Linked DNA regions of Homo sapiens: region 1 is linked to region 2. A link is an interaction called in ENCODE POLR2A ChIA-PET data of the cell type or tissue named here. Cell type or tissue: B cell. All regions are shown on one strand. Links, peaks and the distances in the headings refer to the core of each region. The heading gives the core; the rest is flanking DNA.

What was found. Peaks named below come from ENCODE experiments on the same cell type or tissue, not always from the same donor. Only the 100,000 strongest peaks of a DNase experiment are listed, where the experiment ranks them.
Region 1: POLR2A ChIA-PET joins it to region 2 with 7 read pairs; 16 of 35 experiments call an interaction of 5 or more read pairs at or near these places.

What each region holds. Positions count from the first base shown.
Region 1 is chr19:2,322,678-2,327,056 of GRCh38, reverse strand. It overlaps LSM7 (LSM7 homolog, U6 small nuclear RNA and mRNA degradation associated), which reads left to right. Exons shown (of 4, transcript NM_016199.3): 3 at 2,861-2,932. Among named protein-coding and RNA genes, the nearest start is that of LSM7, 3.7 kb to the left of the region's middle. RefSeq lists enhancers at 2,152-2,271, 2,712-2,771. In B cell, for the core only: no CTCF peak of the experiment used is centred there; DNase peaks (open chromatin) are centred at 1,956, 2,116 and 2,316; H3K4me3 peaks cover 1,670 bases; H3K27ac peaks cover 3,020 bases.
Region 2 is chr19:2,258,076-2,262,454 of GRCh38, reverse strand. No RefSeq gene overlaps it. Among named protein-coding and RNA genes, the nearest start is that of JSRP1, 3.8 kb to the right of the region's middle. RefSeq lists an enhancer at 1,831-1,970. In B cell, for the core only: a CTCF peak has its summit at 449 (motif pointing right); DNase peaks (open chromatin) are centred at 507, 1,964 and 3,773; H3K4me3 peaks cover 668 bases; H3K27ac peaks cover 2,065 bases.

The sequences.
Region 1 (4,379 bases), core at 124-4,123, 65 kb before region 2:
GGCTCTCAGGAGGTTGTAACTGAGGGTTGTTTTTTGGGGTCCATCATCTTGGGGTCTTCTTCTGAGCCCACTGGTTATTGACAGAGCTCAGTGCCTTACCTTTGCAGGGCCAGGGTCCCCGTTCTGGCCAGTGTTGGCTAGGGACACTTGCAGCTCCCGGACGCTGCCAGCTCGGGACTCTGTTCCACCGTGGTGGTCTGCCCCTACAGTGCTGCAGGCTGAGCTGACATTTGTCCATATTCAGTTATTCGGGCCAGTGGGAGAATCATCTTTCAGAAAGGGTTTGGGGCCGGGTGCGGGGGCTCACGCCTTAATCCCAGCAGTCTGGGAGGCTAAGGCAGGTGGATCACCTGAGGTCAGGAGTTCGAGACCAGCCTGGCCAACATGGCGAAACCCCATCTCTACTAAAAGTACAACAATTAACTGGGCGCTGTGGCTCACGCCTGTAATCCCAGCACTTTGGGAGGCTGAGGCGGGCAGATCACTTGAGTTCAGGAGTTTGAGACCAGCCTGGCCTACATGGCAAGGCCCCATCTCTACTAAAAATACAAAAATTATTTGGGCATGGTGGCGCATGCCTGTAGTCCCAGCTACTTGGGAGGCTGAGGCAGGAGAATCGCCCTGGAGGCAGAGGTTGCAGTGAGCTGAGATCGCGCCACTGCATTCCAGCCTGGGCGACAGAGCAAGACTCCATCTCAAACACACACACACACACACACACACACACACACACACACACACACAAAAAGCAGAAAGGGTTTGGTCCCTGAAGGGCTCACCTGATGCAGTCAGGCCCACCCAGGGTGTTTCTCTCTTGATTGGCTCAGTCAGCTGATTCAGGGGCTCTAATTACAGCTGCAAAGTTCCTTGTCTTTGCCACATAACCTAAGCGCAGGAGTGACATCTTGTCCCGTCAGAGTCACAGGCCCTAGCCCACACTCCAGAGGAGGGGCACCTTGGCTCCATGTTAGAGACCTACCTACCTCAGTGCTCACATCTCTCCCCGTGAGGAGGGCGGGCTCACTGGTCAGGCTGGTGCCAAGGACCTGAACATCTGCATCTGACCCCATCTTATAGGTGAGTTTCATTTTGCAGGGGAGGGACTTGAGCAAAGAGAGAGGGAGCCGTGGAGGTGGAAGCTGAAGCCTGTGGAGGTGGACGGAAGCTTGTATGCAGGCGGGCAGACCTTCTCTGTAGAAGGCCAGACGGCAAATATCTTTAGCTTTGCAGCCCAGATGGTCTCTGTCACAACCACTGAGCTATGCCAGCAGAGCAGGAGAGCCACCCTGGTCAGCGCCTGAGCGGGCGAGTGTGGTGGTGGGCCAGCGAGACTCTGACTTACAGAGAGGAGCGGCGGGCAGGTTCACCTGGGGGTCGTAGTTTGCAGACCCTCCCCCGCACCACCGCACAGGGCGGCCCTCGGTGTGTGTGGAGCAGCCGTGGACGGGCTCTCGGCCCTGCCTTGGGAGGAGACAGGCAGGCAGAATAATGCCCGGGGTGCCTGCTTCCCGAGATTGGTGGTGCCTGCTTCCCGAGATTGGTGGTGCCTGCTTCCTGAGATTGGCGTGGGCGTGCAGAGGGCAGCACCGTAAGGGCTGTGGGTTGGTGTCTGGAGGAAGCACCTGAAAGATGACAGGGGTAAGAAGGAGAGCAGGGAGGGGGTGGCTGCGGGACGCCCCTCAGTGAGCGCAGAGGTGGAGCTGCTGCTGGGCCTCGGCTGCAGGAGCCTGCAGGGCAGTGGAGGGGAGTCCCAGGCAGAGAGGGTGGGCTGGCCTCTGCTGGGGACACACAGCTCCCCCTTCACCCTTCTCAGTGTCACCAGACACTGCGGAGCAGGATCAGATGGCAGAGATCACCACCGGGTCAGAGAGCCCTAACCTAAGTTGGCAAGTTGTGGCCCAAGGCGGCGAAGCTTGAGGGGTGGGGCAGGCAGCGTGGAGAGAGAAGCCACAGAGACCGTCTCAGCCCCCGAAGCCTTTGCACCTGGGTCTCAGAGCATCTCTGTTGCCTGCTCCCCGCAAGCCCTAAGCAGCAGGGCTGGGATTTGTTCTTTTGTATTCCGTGAACTCACTGAGGGACTCAGCACAGGTCAGGCAGCGCAGTCATCACCGCTGTCAGAGCGGAGCACTCTGTCTCCCCTACAGGAAGCCCTGTCCCCATCAGCCATCACTGCCTGTCCCATCCCTGGCCCTGGCACCCACGCATCCCTTCCCTGTCTTTGTGGATTGGCCTGTCCTGGACATTTCATAGAAATGGGATCTCACGGTGCGCAGCCTTCTGTGTCTGGCGTCTCTCACTGAGCGTGACGTCCTCAGGTGCGTCCTCAGGCGCATCCGCGCTGTGGCCTGCGCCAGCCTCGCTCCTCTTCCTGGCTGGTGGTCCCACCGCGTACACGTGCCGCCGCCTGTTTTGCTGCTGCTTTTGAGCTGAGAATTGTTTTTATGACTTTTAAATAGCTAGAAAGGGATCAAAACAAGACTGTCTCACGATGTGGAAATTACATGAAATTCACAGTTCAGTGCCTGTGAGTAGAGCTGACCGGCCGCAGTTCAGCCACACATGGACTCATTACCGAAGCTGCCTCCACCCAGGCAGCCCGAGCCAGCAGCTGTGACCGGCACCCTGTGGCCCACACGGCCAGAAGTGTTTGCCATCTGGCCCCCCGCAGACGTGGTCTGCTGCCTGTGGTGGAGATCACTCTGGAGGCGGCTGTCATCGGCCACTCCCGGGAGCCCTCTCCTACCCTCAGTCCTCCATCCCTGGAGCAGTTAGCCCCATACCTGGGCCATGCTGGGGCGGGCCCTGCGCCCAGGACGGATCTCATGCCTTCTCTTTTCTCTCCCCCGGTGATTTCTCCAAGCCAGTGGAATCCTGAAGGGCTTCGACCCACTCCTCAACCTTGTGCTGGACGGCACCATTGAGTACATGCGAGGTGAGTGGGGTGGCGGCCGAGGCAGGCAGCGGGACGAGGGGGATAGTGGGGTGAGGGGGGCAGCGGGACGAGGGGGGCAGTGGGACGAGGGGGGCAGCCGTGGGGCTCCCTGCTGGCTCTTCTTCTCTCAAACCCACAAAACCTCTGAGTTACCAACGTGAAGCCTCGTGGCGGCCGATGGACGGGCTTGAGCGCTCACTGGTCCTAGACGTCCTCACAAAGCAGGAAACCCCATTGTTGTGGGGCCTGGAGAGACGGGAGCTGCCAGCTCACCCACTGGTCTCTACACACTGACGGGGCGCCCGGCACAGTTAGAGGACAACCTTTTTAAATGTTTTATTATTTTAATTTTTGTTAAATTGGTGACGTGAGAGGCCAGGCACAATGGCTCACACCTATAATCCCAGCGCTTTGGGAGGCCAAGGCAGGAGGATCTCTTGAGGTCAGGAGTTTGAGACCAGCCTGACCAACATGGTGAAACCCCGTCTCCGCTAAAAATGCAAAAAAATTGCTGGGTGTGGTGGCGCATGCCTGTAATCCCAGCTGCTCGGGAGGCTGACGCAGGAGAATCGCTTGAACCTGGGAGGCGGAGGTTGCAGTGAGCCGAGATGGTGCAACTGCACTCCAGCCTGAGTAACAGAGTGAGACTCCGTCTCAAAAAAAAGAGATAAGCTGAGGTCTCACTGTGTTGCCCGGGCTGGTCTCGAACTCCTGGGCTCAAGCCATCCTCCTGCTTCAGCCTCCCACAGTGCTGGGGTTCCAGGCGTGAGCTGTGGCGCCCAGCGGAGAGCAGCCTTGCTGTGGGGTAGTGAGCGTGCCGTGGGGCTCCTCTCGGGCGCCTTTCCTCTTCTGCCCTTGTTAATTCCCGCTATGAACGCAGGGTCCCTGTCTCCTCCCCAGAGGACCCTCCCTCATTTCCCTGCCCCCGCTCGCTCCCCTCCCCAGTGAGGCCGCCAAGTCCTCAGACTCTCCCCCAGAAGCTCCTGCGGCAAGTCCCCAGCTGGCAAGTCCCCATCCCGGCCCGGGCACTGGGGGAATGTCAGGACTTAGGAGAGAGAGGGTCTTGCCCCTTGGATCCATTGATACTGAGACAAGATTTATTCTTGTAGCTGGCCATGGTGGCTCATGCCTGTAATCCCAGCACTTTGGGAGGCCAAGACAGGAGGATCACTCGAGCCCAGGAATTTGAGACCAGCCTGGGCAACATAGTGAGACCCTGTCTCTACAAAAAAAAAAAAAATGTAATTAGCCAGGCATGGCGGTACATGTGCCTGTGGCCCCAGCTACTCAGGAGGCTAAGGCAGGAGGATTGTTTGAGCCCAGGAGGTTGAGGCTGTGAGCTGTGATTGCACTGCTGCACTCCAACCTGAGCAACAGAGCAAGACCTGGTGTCTGAAAAAAAGTTTAAAAACCTGGGCCCCATGGTTCTCCCATGCCCCCACCACTG
Region 2 (4,379 bases), core at 90-4,089:
GATTACTGGCGTGAGCCACCACGCCCAGTCGTAAAATTGTTTTTTATTGTTTTTCTTTTCTTTTTTTTTCTTTTTCTTGTACAGACAGGGTCTTGCTACGTTGCCCAGGCTGCTCTTGAACTCCGAGCCTCAAGTGATCCACTTGCCTCGGCCTCCCAGGTGTGAGCCACTGTGCCCAGCCCTATCTCTTTAAAAAACAAAACAAAACGGGCCAGGCATGGTGGCTCACACCTATAATGCCAGCTCTTAGAGAGGCAGAGTCAGGAGGATAGCTTGAGTCCAGGAGTTCAAGACCTGCCTGGGCAATATAGCAAGACCCCCATTCAAAAATAAATAGATGAATAAAATTTTTAAAATAAATAAATAAATACAAAACAAAAAAATTGTAAACACACCTGCAAACCAGGAAAGGTCTATTTCTTGTTCTTGCTCCATGAGCTTCTCAGGCCCTAGGGGGCGCTGCTCACCTCCCCTGCCATCTTGAACGTCACTATGGCCAAGAGAGGAAGACCCTGGAAGATCTCACACTAGCAATTAAATGCCCCAGCCTAGAAGTCACCCCAGGAAAGGAGCCACCTCTCCCTGAGAACAAGTAGGGTGGACACAAATGAAACTGGTGTGCTGCCCTGGCAGAGGCAGGAAGTTGGCCACTGCCCAGCACTCCCCACAGTTCTCAACCTCCTGCCTCAGTGGCCCATGCTGAGGGTCCCCTGGGGGTTTCCCACTCAGGTGTTTTGTGTTCCAGAGGCTGGAAGGACCCTGCTGTGGGGGGTGTCACCATTGGGCTTCCACGGGGTGCGGAATCTCACAGCCTCAGTGGCTTCCGCACCTTTGTCATGGCAGCGATAACAATATGAGTACACAGCTCAAGCTGTGTACAGGAGCCAAGCACCTGTCCCCGTGCTTGGCTTAATGCTCACAAGGACCCCAGGAGGTGGGGTCTCCATTTTATTTCCATTTTACAGGAAAAGAAACTGTGGCACAGCCAGGCAGCAGTGGAGTCAGGGTCAGAATCTGAGTCGTCTCCATCCAGAGTCAGTGCCCTCAGCTGACACTGTTCTTCACAAAATTAGCAAAAATAGGCCGGGTGTGGTGGCTCATGCCTGTAATCCCAGCACTTTGGGAGGCCGAGGCAGGAGGATCACCTGAGGTCAGGAATTCAAGACCAGCCTGGATGACATGGCAAAACCCTGTCAGTACTAAAAATACACAAATTAGCTGGGTGTGGTGGCATGCACCTGTAATCCCAGCTACTTGGGAGGCTGGGGCAGGAGAATCACTTGAACCTGGGAGGCAGAGGTTGCAGTGAGCCGAGATTGTGCCACTGCACTCCAGCCTGGGCAGACTCAGTCTTAAAAAAAAAAAAAAGTCCAGGCCGGGCTCAGTGGCTCACACTTGTAACCCCAGCACTTTGGGAGGCCGGGGCAGGTGGATCACTAGGTCAGGAGTTCAAGATCACCCTGGCCAACATGGTGAAACCCCATCTCTACTAAAGATACAAAAAATTAGCTGGGCATGGTGGTGCGCACCTGTAATCCCAGCTACTTGGGAGGCTGAGGCAGGAGAATTGCTTGTACCCAGGAGGCAGAGGTTGTAGTGAGCCGAGATTGCGCCATTGCACTCCAGCCTGGGCAACAGGGCTGGACTCCGTCTCAAAAAAAAAAAAGATAAAAAAAGAAAGTCCCACAGAGGCCCCGTGTCCAGGCTTTGCTTCTGGGAAAGCTGAGCCTTCCAGGAAAGGAATGCAAAGGGAGACACTATGAGAATAAGAAGGTGAAAATGCTGTTGAGGCTGGGCGCGGTGGCTCACGCCTGTGATCCCAGCACTTTGGGAGGCCAAGGCAGGAGGATTGCTTGAGGCCAAGGGTTTCAGACTACCCTCGCTAACATAGGGAGACCTGGTCTCTTAAAAAAAAAAAAAGCTATTTATTTTGACCAGAGAAATGCAAATCGAAACCACAATGAGATCATGCCGTTCACACCCACTAGGCTGGCAATAAAAACACAAACAAAGAAACTGGAAAATGACGAGTTGGACGTGGAGAAGTTGGAACGCTCCTGTATGGCTGCTGGGCAGGTAAAACAGTTCAGTCGCTTTGGAAGAGAGACTGGTGGCTCTTCAAAAAGTTAAGCATAGAGACAGGGCGTGGTGGCTCACACCTGTAATCCCAGCATTTCAGGAGGCCAGGGCCGGTGGATCACTTGAGCCCAGGAGTTCGAGACCAGCCTGGGCAACATGGTGAAACACCATCTCTACTAAAAATGCAAAAATTAGCAGCTGGGCGCAGTGGCTCACGCCTGTAATCTCAGCACTTTGGGAGGCCGAGGCAGGTGGATCACCTGAGGTCAGGAGTTTGAGACCAGCCTGGTCGACATGGCAAAACGCTGTCACTACTAAAAATACAAAAATTAGCTGGATGTGGTGGCAGGCACCTGTAATCGCAGCTACTTGGGAGGCTGGGGCAGGAGAATCACTTGAACCCGGGAGGCAGAGGTTGCAGAGAGCCGAGATTGTGCCACTGCACTCCAGTCTGGGTGACAAGAGCGAAACTCCATCTCAAAAAAAAAAAAAAATTAGCTGGGCATGGTGGCATATGCCTGTAATCCCAGCTCCTCAGGAGACTGAGGCAGGAGAATCGCTTGAGCCTGGGAGGCAGAGGTTGCAATGAGCAGAGATGGCCCCACTGCACTGGAGCCTGGGCCACAGAGTGAGACTCTGTCTCATAAATAGAAAATAAAAAATTAGCTGCGTGTGGTGTCAGGCACCTGTGGTCCCAGCTACTCAGGAGGCTGAGGTGGGATGACCACCTGAGCTGAAGAGGCTGAGGCTGTAGTGAGCCCTGATTGCGCCAACGCATGCCAGCCTGGGTGACGGAGATGAGAGCCTGTCTCAAAAAACAAACAAATGAAATCATATTTTGCAGCAACATGGATGGAGCTGGAGATCATCATCCTAAGTGAAATGACTCAGCAACCACCACCCCTGTCTTATTCCAGAACATTCTTGTCACCCTAAATGAAGCTCCATCCCCATCAGCCATCACTCCCCATCCCCTTCCCAGCCCCGGCACCCACAAATCCCCTTCCTGTCTCTGTGAATTGGCCTGTCCTGGACATTTCTTTTTTTTTTTTTTTTTTTTTTTGAGACGGAGTCTCGCTCTGTCGCCCGGGCTGGAGTGCAGTGGCGTGATCTCAGCTCACTGCAAGCTCCGCCTCCCGGGTTCACGCCATTCTCCTGCCTCAGCCTCCCAAGTAGCTGGGACTACAGGCGCCCGCCACCACGCCCGGCTGATTTTTTGTATTTTTAGTAGAGACGGGGTTTCACCGTGTTAGCCAGGATGGTCTCGATCTCCTGACCTCGTGATCCACCCACCTTGGCCTCCCAAAGTGCTGGGATTACAGGCATGAGCCACTGTACCCGGCCCTGTCCTGGACATTTCATAGAAATGGGATCACATACAGCATGGCCTTCTGTGTCTGGCACCTCTCACCGAGCGTGACATCCTTAAAGTGCATTCACGCCATGGCCGCAGTCAGAGCCTCGTTCCTGTTCACGGCTGTGTCGTACTTCACCGTGTGGAAGGGCCACGCTGTGTTGATCCGTGTATCTGAGGATGGAACGCTAGAGCTGCCTACACCATGTGGCTGCGGAGAATCGTGCTGCCCTGAACTTGGGTGTGCAAATATCTGAGTCCAAGCTTCGGATTCCTTTTCGTAGATACCTAGGAGTAGAGTTTCTGCATCTTATGGTCATTCTATTTTAGCTTTTTGAGGAACTGCCAAGCTGTAATATACTTTTAGGAGGGGCCAAGCACTGTGGCTCACGCCTGTAATCCCAACACTTCAGGAGGCCAGAGTGGGCAGATCGCCTGAGGTCAGGAGTTTGAGACCAGCCTGATTAACATGGTGAAACCCCATCTCTGCTAAAAATATGAAAATTAGCCAGGCGCAGTGGTGCATGCCTGTAATCCTAGGTCCTCGGGAGGCTGAGGCAGGAGAATCGCTTGAACCCAGGAGGCAGAGGTTGCAGTGAGCCGAGATCGCGCCATTGCACTCCAGCCTGGGTGACAGAGAGAGACTCCATCTCAACAACAACAAAAAAACTTTTAGGAAGAAAAAATAAATCTAGGTTACAAACAAGATGTTCAGCCCTTCGCTAATTATGCCAGCTTTATAAAAATAAATATGGAACTAATAATAAAATCACAAGTTACAAACAGCGGAAAGAACATGTCAAACTATTAAACAGTGTCTGTTTGGGGGCGGGAAGATGACAGGTGCTTTACAGTTTTTGCTTTCAGCTTCTCTTTGTTTCCTGTTTGTCTCTGCCTTGTGTCATACAGAAAAAAATGAGAGCCATTTCTTTTTTTTTTTCTTTTT